2 separate regions of the Homo sapiens genome follow, and region 2 is linked to region 1. The links are chromatin loops, found by intact Hi-C in ENCODE. Cell type or tissue: right lobe of liver. All regions are shown on one strand. Links, peaks and the distances in the headings refer to the core of each region. The heading gives the core; the rest is flanking DNA.

What was found. Hi-C counts contacts between places; a loop is a spot of excess contacts. Peaks named below come from ENCODE experiments on the same cell type or tissue, not always from the same donor. Only the 100,000 strongest peaks of a DNase experiment are listed, where the experiment ranks them.
Region 2: it touches region 1 in a loop (4-fold over the local background); 2 of 110 quality-filtered maps call a loop at or near these places.

The regions. Positions count from the first base shown.
Region 1 is chr19:6,852,927-6,858,267 of GRCh38, forward strand. It overlaps VAV1 (vav guanine nucleotide exchange factor 1), which reads left to right. Exons shown (of 27, transcript NM_005428.4): 25 at 39-153; 26 at 1,021-1,172; 27 at 4,128-4,435. The coding sequence ends at 4,181. Among named protein-coding and RNA genes, the nearest start is that of ADGRE1, 32 kb to the right of the region's middle. In right lobe of liver, for the core only: no CTCF peak of the experiment used is centred there; no DNase peak of the experiment used is centred there.
Region 2 is chr19:6,651,479-6,656,854 of GRCh38, forward strand. No RefSeq gene overlaps it. Among named protein-coding and RNA genes, the nearest start is that of TNFSF14, 16 kb to the right of the region's middle. In right lobe of liver, for the core only: no CTCF peak of the experiment used is centred there; a DNase peak (open chromatin) is centred at 3,007; H3K27ac peaks cover 253 bases.

The DNA of each region.
Region 1 (5,341 bases), core at 1-5,000:
CCGCTGGGATAGCATCTGCCATGTGGTCCGCCTTCTAGGAGCTGGTGGAGTTTTACCAGCAGAACTCTCTAAAGGATTGCTTCAAGTCTCTGGACACCACCTTGCAGTTCCCCTTCAAGGAGCCTGAAAAGAGAACCATCAGCAGGCCAGCAGGTAGGAGGTCTCAGACTGGGGGCTTACAGCCTCAGCCCCTTCCCATTGTGGAGGGAAACTTTGGGGATGCCATTGACACCCCTTCCAATGGCCTTGCAGAGGTCATATCTGTGCAGTAGCAGGAACCCCTTTCCACTCCTGTCTATCCCTTCCTATATATATTTTAATATAATATAATTTAATTAATTAATTTATTTATTTTTTGAGACAGAGTCTCACTCTGTTGCCTAAGCTGGAGTGCAGTGGTGCGATCTTAGCTCCCTGCAACCTTTGCCTCCCACCTCTTGGGTTCGAGGGATTCTCATGCCTCAGCCTCAAAATAAAAAAATAAAAATAAAAATTCCAAACCAGTCTTATTTTCTGGCTGGGTGCGGTGGCTCATGCCTGTAACTCCAGCACTTCGGGAGGCCAAGGTGGGTGGATCACTTGAGGTTAGGAGTTCAAGACCAGCCTGGCCAACATGGTGAAACTCCATCTCTACTAAAAAAAAAAAACATAAAAATCAGCCGGGCATGGTGGCACAGGCCTGTAATCCCCGTGATTCAGGAGGCTGAGGCAGGAGAATCACTTGAACCCAGGAGGCATAGGTTGCAGTGAGCTGAGATTGTGCCACCGCACTCCAGTCTGGGTGACAGAGAGAGACTTTATCTCAAAAAAAAAAAAAAGTGTTATTTTCTAAATTCAGACGGGAGGATGATGCTGGGAGTACAATTGTGTCCCCTTACAGTACAGGGCATCTAATACTCTGCAGAAAAGAGCACTGAGGAGCCCTTTATCCTGGAGTTACTGTCCTGAGAGCTTGTGCCCCCAGAGAGTGAGTGGGTATCTGCCCCAGACCCTTTTCTCACTTCTGTTCTCTCTCCACAGTGGGAAGCACAAAGTATTTTGGCACAGCCAAAGCCCGCTATGACTTCTGCGCCCGAGACCGATCAGAGCTGTCGCTCAAGGAGGGTGACATCATCAAGATCCTTAACAAGAAGGGACAGCAAGGCTGGTGGCGAGGGGAGATCTATGGCCGGGTGAGGCAGGCAGGGCTGGGTGACGGGGAGGGCATGGGGGTTGAGCTGGTGGTGGACGAGACTGGAACTGGGGACTGGAGAAGGTGAGGTGCGGCTCCCATGGAGATCTCTCACGGTGGGAGGGAAGGAAGGGACACAGGGATGTCATTTATGCATTTATGCAACCTACCTGCATGTATTCAGCACCTGCTGTGTGCAGACATTGTGCTGGGTGTCGAGGAGACAGAAACAAGCACGGTACAAGGATTGCCCTCATGAAACTTATAATCGAATGTGGAGGACAGACCTATAACCAAGCAGTCATGACACTGAGTGGTCAAGACTAACAAGGGTGCCAGTCACGGTGGCTCATGCCTGTAATCCCAGTGCTTTGGGAGGCTGAGGTGGGAGGATCTCTTGAGGCCACAAATTCAAGGCAAGCCTGGCTAAAATAGTGAGATCCCACCTCTACATAAATAAAAATAAAAACAAAAACATTAGTTGGGCGTGGTAGTGTGTCCCAGGTACTCAGGAAGCTGAGGTGGGAGGATTGCTTGAGTCCAGGAGTTGGATGCTGCAGTGAGCTATGATTGTGCCACTGCAGCCTGGGTGACAGAACAAGACCCTGTCTTTAAAAAAAAGAAGAAAGAATAAAAGAGATTGTGGTGGAGAATCACAGGGCAGCGTGGGAGCACTGAGGGAGCCCCTGACCCACCCTAGGAGTGGATCAGGATGACTTCTGAAAGGCCAAACTGATTAATAAGGGATAAATAAAGTCATGCAAATGAAAAGGTTGTATATGTGTTGGGGGAAAGCATTCCAGACAGAAGGACCAGTGTGTGCAAAGGCCCTGGGGTGAGAGGTGCCTAATCAGTACTGAATATACAAAGAGGTAGAGCTGGGACTAAACCACTGTGCTCACTTTGCCTGCTTGAATTCCGATTCCAAGGAGTGGAATAGACTTCAAATGTCTTCAAGTCCACTTGTTTCTGCCAAGTTCTCATTTTTGTTCCATGAAGGCAGAGCACCTTCTTTATTTCATCCACTGATGACTTCTCAGCCTCTAGAATTCTGCCTTATGATGGATTTCTCAGAAATATGTTTGTGTAATGAAGACAAGGACAGTGGTTAGAGTTTACATTCTACTGGGGAAAATATACACAAAAAATGATGTGGATAATTGCATCGATGAGGAGTTTTGTTAAAACATTGGAGGGTCAGTTTAATGAGCAGTGGAGGACAATTAGGCTTTGAGAGAGGCTTTTGGAGCATTGAGGAAGGATTGGGATGTAAAGGATTCATCCATCCATCCATCCATCCATCTATCCATCCATCCATCTATCCATCTATCTATCCACAAATCATCCATTCATCTGTGCATCCATCCATCTTAGCCTATGCATCCATCCATTTCAACCTACGCATCTATCCATTCATCCACCCACCCTTCCACTCACGCATCTATCTAACCATCTATCCACCTACCCACCCATTAAAACATTAATCTATCCATTAATCCACCATCCAGCCAACATCTATTCATCCATTTCTATCTGTGCATCCATCCATCTATCCATGCATGCACCCATCTGTTAATCTATCTCTATATTTATCCATCCATACACCTACTCACCAGTCCATTAATTCATCCATCCATCCATCCGACCACCATCCACTCACCCTTCCAATCACCATTCACCAACCCAAGTATCCATCCACCCATTCATCTATCTATCTATCTATCTATCTATCTATCTATCTATCTATCCATTCATTATCTATCTACCTATCTATCCACCTACCCATCAATCCAATAATCCATCCATTCATCTATCCATCCAGCCAAAAAATATTCAGTAAGTATCTACTGTGTGCCAGGAACTGTTCTAGGCTCTTGGGATTCAGTGACAAATAATACAGACAAAAATCCCTGCTGGCCAGGCGTGGTGGCTTATGCCTGTAATCCCAGCACTTTGGGATGCCAAGGTGGGTGGATCAGTTGAGGAGAGGAGTTTGAGACCCGCCTGGCCAACATGGCGAAACCCTGTCTTAACTAAAGATACAAAAAAATTAGCTGGGCATTGTGGCGTGCGCCTCTAATCCCAGGTACTCGTTAAGCTGAGGCAGGAGAATCGCTTGAACCCAGGAGGCGGAGGCTGTGGTGAGCTGAGATCGCGCCACTGCACTCCAGCCTGGGCAACAGAGTAAGACTGTGTCTCAAAAAAAAAAAAAATTCTGCCTTGTAGAGCTCACATTGCAGTTGCAGGGAGGGGAACAGACAAAAAGCTTGTAAATAAGCAAATGATACATAATGAATCAGACGGTGATATGTGCTATAGAAAAAGATAAAGCAAGACAAGGGGTCCAGGCACGGTGGCTCATGCCTGTAATCCCAGCACTCTGGGAGGCCGAGATGGGCAGATCACCGGAGGTCAGGAGTTTGAAACCAGCCCGGCCAACATGGTGAAACCCCGTCTCTACTAAAAATACAAAAAAATTAGCCGGGTGTGGTGGCAGGCGCCTGTAATCCCAGCTACTCGGGATGCTGAGGCAGGAGAATCACTTGAACCCGGGAGGTGGAGGTTGCAATAAGCTGAGATTGCGCCATTGCACTCCAGCCTAGGGGGCAGAGTGAGACTCTGTCTCAAAAAAGAAAAAAAAAAAAAAAAGAAAAGAAAAGAAAAAGAAAAGGGGCTAAGGAGTGTTGGGGTGGGTGGAGCTTGCAATTTTGAATAGTATGGCTAGGAAGGTCTTGCTGATAAAGTGCCATTTAGGGAGGGACTTTTAGGAGGTAATGGGTGTGTGTGTGTGTGTGTGTGGTCAGCCTTGTGTACGTTGGGTGATGTGTTTTCTGGGATAGACAGAAGGAAGAGCAGGTGCAAAGGCCCTGAGGTGGGAGGGAGCCTGCCTGGTGTGTGGAGGGGCAGTAGGAGGATGTGCAGAGGTTGCACTGATGAACTCCTCGTCTGTTTCCAGGTTGGCTGGTTCCCTGCCAACTACGTGGAGGAAGATTATTCTGAATACTGCTGAGCCCTGGTGCCTTGGCAGAGAGACGAGAAACTCCAGGCTCTGAGCCCGGCGTGGGCAGGCAGCGGAGCCAGGGGCTGTGACAGCTCCCGGCGGGTGGAGACTTTGGGATGGACTGGAGGAGGCCAGCGTCCAGCTGGCGGTGCTCCCGGGATGTGCCCTGACATGGTTAATTTATAACACCCCGATTTCCTCTTGGGTCCCCTCAAGCAGACGGGGCTCAAGGGGGTTACATTTAATAAAAGGATGAAGATGGATAGAAGGACTGGTGTCGTTCAGAAGGACCTGCTAGGAGAGAGATGGGGAGAGAGTGTGCCACACTGACAAAGCCCCCTCACCAATCCACAGACAAAGCCCCCTTACCAACCACAGACAAAGCCCCCTCAACAATCCACAGACAAAGCCCCCTCAACAATCCACAGACAAAGCCCCCTCACCAATCACAGACAAAGCCCCTCACCAATCCACAGACAAAGCCCTCTCACCAATTTCTGTCTCCTAACTTGATTGCTGTTCTCTGTCATCTATTAATACAATACAACTTGAATCTGGGATATGAAATTCCCTCTTTTGGGCTGGGCATGGTGGCTCATGCCTGTAATCCCAGCACTTTGGGAGGCTGAGGTGGGCAGATTACCTGAGGTCAGGAGTTCAAGACCAGCCTGGCCAACATGGCAAAACCCCGTCTCTACTAAAAATACAAAAACTAGCCAGTGCCTATAATCCCAACTACTCAGGAGGCTGAGGCAGAAGAATCCCTTGAACCTGGGAGGCGGAGGTTGCAGTGAGCCAAGATCGCACCACTGCACTCCAGCCTGGGCAACAGAGCGAGATTCCGTCTCAAAAATAAATAAATAAATAAAATAAAATAAAGCAGGAATTTGCTGGGTGCAGTAGCTCACGCTTGTAATCCCAACACTTCAGGAGATTGAAGCGGGTGGATCACCCGAGGTCAGGAGTTCAAGACCAGCCTGGCCAACATGGTGAAACCCCGTCTCTACTAAAAATACAAAAACTAGCCGGGCGTGGTGGCAGGTGCCAGTAATCCCAGCTGCTTGGGAGGCTGAGGCAGGAGAATCGCTTGAACCCAGGAGGCAGAGGTTACTGTCAGCCGAGATCATGACGCTGTACTCCAGCCTGGGTGACAGAGCAAGAACTCTGTC
Region 2 (5,376 bases), core at 290-5,289, 200 kb before region 1:
GCAGGGAACTAATAAAACGATGAACTCTCCTTTTTCTTAAAACTTTGGTCATCTCAGGCTGTTATATATTTTCTCACCTTTGATGGAGAAGTGACAACTTCTCTGTGCCTGGATTTCCCCATCCATAAAATAGGAGTCAAAATAGTACCTCCCTGCAAGGTTATTGTGAGAATTAAATAAGTTAAAGTGAATGAGTAACACTTATCATGGTGCATAGTGAGTACTCCAGAAATGTGAAGTATAATTAATATTACTATTACTTAAAAACAACAGCACAAGTATGATGATGAAAGGCGACTGGCATTCAGCCTCAGTGTGAGAGACAACTGGGAGTGGTGGGGACTGTGGTGAGCTGCTGAGCCCATGCCCTATCCAAAGGAGACAGCCACTATCCAACCTGGGCTGTTGTCACAGCTTCTACCTCCCCAAGAAAACCCAGAAATCTGGATTTGTCCATGTCTATGTGAAAATTTTCTTTTTTCTTTTTTTTTTTTTTGAGATGGAGTCTTGCTCTGTCTCCCTGTCTGGAGTGCAGTGGTGCAATCTTGGCTCACTGCAACTTCCACCTCCTGGATTCAAGCAATCTTCCTGTCTCAGCCTCCCGAGTAGCTGGGACTACAGGCACATATCCATATGCCTGGCTTGTGGGTGAAACACCCATAGGGTTTCACCATATTGGTTAGGCTGGTCTCGAATTCCTGACCTCAGGGGATCCACCCACTTCAGCCTGCCAAAGTGCTGGGATTACAGGCGTGAGCCACCCACGTGCAAAATTTTTGAATATTTATATAATGGTTACCAATTCCCATTTAAAAAACACACTAGATGTGGCCTGTGAATGTAAGGCCACTTTTGATGTAATAACTGAAAAGAATCAGAAATTTAAATGTGCACATGATTACAGCATGCTTACAAAAAGAATAGCTACGAAGGATTCAAGAGCTCACTGTGGGCCAAGCTCTGTAAAAGTACCTAAGGGTTCAAGCCATGTAATCTCACAATAAGCAGGGTAAGGTAGAGGCCACTTTTCATCGTCTTTTAAAGATGAGGAAACTGAGGCCCAGAGATGCCAAGGATGAATACTAAGGTCACCCATCTGGGAAGTGACAGAGTGGGGATTTGACCTCAGGGGGTCTGGCTTGTAAAGGAACATAGAAAATATCAGAACCCTCAACCTCTTTGTGCAAAAGGGAAGGCTAAGCTTGGAGGCTGAGTCATTGTCACATCCTCATCCAATGAATAGCTGTCACTGGTTTTATGTATCAGCTATATCCCCCCACCCCCAAAAGTAAAAGGCCTCAGGCATCTATGAAGGGCTAATCCCCACAGATCTTTCCTCAGGAAATTCTTTGCTGGCTTCCTATAAACAAGAACATGAAAATGTTAACTTTAGGTCTGCAATCTAAAGCTAAAGTCTGTTCCATTTCACAGTGACAACGTCAATTACAAGCTTATCTTCCCAGGTGAAAGACAAAGACAAGACAAGATTAGTCATTGCTCCCTTCCTCTTCAAACATTCACCTTAGCTTATGTAAAATGTAGATTTACTGGGCACTAACTAAAGTCTCATAAGAATGTAAGGGTTTGCCTTACTGCCTACCTGCCTTTCTTCCTCAGTGCCATTCCCCTCTTTAAGGAAATGTGTAGGCCGGGCACGGTGGCTGATGCCTGTAATCCCAGCACTTTGGGAGGCCGAGGCAGGTGGATCACCTGAGGTCAGTCAGGAGTTCGAGACCAGCCTGGCCAACATGGCAAAACCTCGTCTCTACTAAAAATACAAGAATTAGCCGGGCATGGTGGCGGGCTCCTATAATCCCAGCTACTTGGGAGGCTGAGGCAGGAGAATTGCTTGAACCCAGGGGGTGGAGGTTGCAGTGAGCCGAGATCATGCCACTTCACTCCAACCTGGGTGAAAGAGCAAAGCTCCGTCTCAACAAAAAAAAAAAAAAAAAAAAAAAGGCCGGGCGCAGTGGCTCAAGCCTGTAATCCCAGCACTTTGGGAGGCCGAGGCGGGTGGATCAGGAGATCAGGAGATCGAGACCATCCTGGTTAACACGGTGAAACCCCGTCTCTACTAAAAATACAAAAAAAATTAGCCGGGTGTGGTGGCGGGCGCCTGTAGTCCCAGCTACTCGGAAGGCTGAGGCAGGAGAATGGCGTGAACCTGGGAGGCAGAGCTTGCAGTGAGCCGAGATCCCGCCAGTGCACTCCAGCCTGGGCAACAGAGCGAGACTCCGTCTCAAAAAAAAAAAGAAAAGAAAAGAAAAGAAAAGAAAAATGTGTAAATATGAAACCTCCTGAAACTTCTTTGGAAAAACAGCCACAGAGGCAACTGTGGCTGGTGATTTTCCCAGATGTGTGCTAAAGCTGGCTTCAGAAACCTTGATCAATTGACTCTTGCCCCTGTCTCACATTCTGGTCATCAGGCTCCAGGATAAGAACCATCCTGCTTCTCTGCAACGATGCGTCTCAAGTGTTCAAATGCTGTGGCATTCCCCAGGAGGAACATAGCGTCCTACTATGAGATTAATCATTTGTTTTCTTGGCCAGGCATGGTGGCCTGTAATCCCAACACTTTGGGAGACCGAGGCAGGTGGATCACCTGAGGTCAGGAGTTCAAGACCAGCCTGGTCAACATGTTGAAACCCCATCTCTACTAAAACTACAAAAAAAAAAAAAAAAAAAAAAATTAACCAGATATGGTAGCGTGTGCCTGTAATCCCAGCTACTCAGGAGGCTGAGGCAGGGGAATTGCTTGAATCTGGGAGGCGGAGGTTGCAGTGAGGCAGGATCGCGCCACTGCACTCCAGTCTGGACGACAGAGTGAGACTGAGTCTCAAAATAATAATAATAATAATTTGTTTTCTCATCATTGCTTCTTTACTTCTACCACCTCTTGGTCTTGGCAAGAGATGAAGAGGGGGGAGGATTTCCTGCCCAGGGGGTGGGGGTAGGGTGAGGACGGTGGACTTCAGGTCCTGAGGAAGAGCTGATGGTGGTGGTGGGTTGGTGGGTGCGGTAAGGAGGCAATCTGAAAAGAAGCTGGAGCGCAGGAGGCGAAAAGAGGAAATGAGGTAGATAAACTTCTCAGAAGTGAAAAGTAGGTTAGCAGCCTGGTATAGGAGGTCTCTGTCCCTATACTTTATTGAAGGTCAAGTACGGGTGTACAGTCTCTTGTTGCACCAGCTTCTGTCTTTGTGGGGTTTTTCCTTGTTCTCCTCCCATCTTTTCCTCCCCTCCCTGTCTTTCCTTTCTCTCCTCTCTTTCCCCTTCATCTCCTTCCCCTCTCCACTCCTCCTCTGGCTCTCCCCTTTTTTCCCTCTCCATCCTCCTCCTCCTCCTCCTGCCACCTCCTCCTCCTTTCCCCCTCTTTCTTCATCTGCCCTTCCCCATCTCTTTCCATCCTCCTCCTCACCCACGTCTCCTTCTTCCTCTCTCTCCAGCTCCTCCAGGTTGAGAGACGCCTCCCAGAATGATTTTTGGAGGCTAAACTTAGCAAGAGGTTCCATCCCCACGCGGAAGTTGGTAGCTGCTGGTGACTTTTATCAATACATGCTCTCCACACCTTGGTTTCCTCATCAAAGCCACAGAAACAGAAAGACTGTGATGAGAGTGAAGGAAACTCCAGCGGGGGTTGGGGCCAGGCGCTGGGGGCTCTCCTACCTCCCACCAGCCCAGCAAGGGCAGGGAAGGCAGGAAACTGCCCTGAATCCACTGCGTACCCTTGGCAGAGGTAAAGGGCATCCTTGCCTCTCTCGGTCCACAGTTCTGCGTCTAAGATGTGCAGACAGTAACAGCTCCTGCCCGAAGCCAAAAGATGCATATAAATGTATAACTCACACAAGACGCCTAGGCCTTGAATAGGCCGGGCACGGTGGCTCAAGCCTGTAATCCCAGCAGTCTGGGAGGCTGAGGGGGGTGGATCACCTGAGGTTGAGAGTTCGAGACCAGCCTGGCCAACATGGTGAAACCCCGTCTCTACTAAAAATACAAAAAGAAAAAAAAAATTAGCTGGTTGTGGTGGGCGCCTGTAATCCCAGCTACTGGGAGGCTGAGGCAGGAAAATCACTTGAACCCGGGAGGCAGAGGTTGCAGGTTGCAGTGAGCTGAGATCACAACATTGCACTCCAGCCTGGGAGACAGAGGGAGACTCAGCCTCAAAAAAAAAAAAAAAAAGAAAGAAAGAAATTCATTTATGTTTCATATATACCTTGTACACATAGACTGAAGATAATTTCATAAAATAGTATTAATAATTTTGTGCATGACACAAAGTTGGTGTACACTGAACCATTTGAAAGCAAAGGTCACTGTCTCAGCCACCCATGTGGACAATCTGTGGTTGCTTGGCATCATCATCATTCCTTTTATTTATTTATTATTTTTATTTTTATCTTTTTTTGAGACAGAGTTATGCTCTGTTGCCCAGGCTAGAGTGCAATGGCGTGATCTCAGCTCACCGCAACCTCCACCTCCTGGATTCAAGCGATTCTCTTGCCTTAGCCTCCCAAGTAGCTGGGATTACAGGCACGTGCCACCATGCCCAGCTAATTTTGTATTTTAGTAGAAATGAGGTTTCACCATGTTGACCAGGCTGGTCTCGAGCTCCTGACCTCAGGTGATCCACCTGCCTCGGCTGGAATTCCAAAGTGCTGCGTTGTAACCGGGCAAGTTATAGAGAAACGCCACACTCTTAGACTAATTAAGGAGTCCTTTATTAGCCGGCGACTGAGAGATGGCTAGCGCTCAAAATTCTCTCAGCCCCGAAGAAGGGGCTAGGTTTCTTTTTATACCTTGGTTTAGAAGGGGAGGAGGGAGCAGAGCTGAAGCAATTTTATGGAAGCAAAACAGGCAAGAAAATTAAAAAGATAAATGGTAAAAGGAAAACAAACAGTTCCAGGTGCAGGGGCTTTAAATCTATCACAAGGTGATAGACGCGGGGGCTTTGGGTGCTATCAACCGGACGAATTCCTGGGAATTGTGGATATAGCTTGTCACAGTATCTTATCAGTAATCGCATTCTTGGATGTGCTGGGAGTCAGCTTAAGTCCTTGAGGAAGGGGGGTGGGTGAGGGACTGCAAATGAAGGAGCCAAAATGGAGTCTGTCTGGCTTTCTCAGCTAAGGGAGGGTCAATCAGGTTAAAAACAAGGTAGGGTATGACATTCCCCACTCGTGTTTTGGGGAATCGAATCATTGATTCCTCGGTTATAACAAGGGGGTTATATTGGGTCCTAAGATACATAAGTTTGACAGAAGCTATGCGCTGCTTTATAAAGTTAAGAACCCATTTAATACACAAGGCCTGAAGACTAACAAGAGGAGGAGAATGGGTCCTGCCAATCCAGTAATGAGAGTCGTCAGCCATGGATTCCAA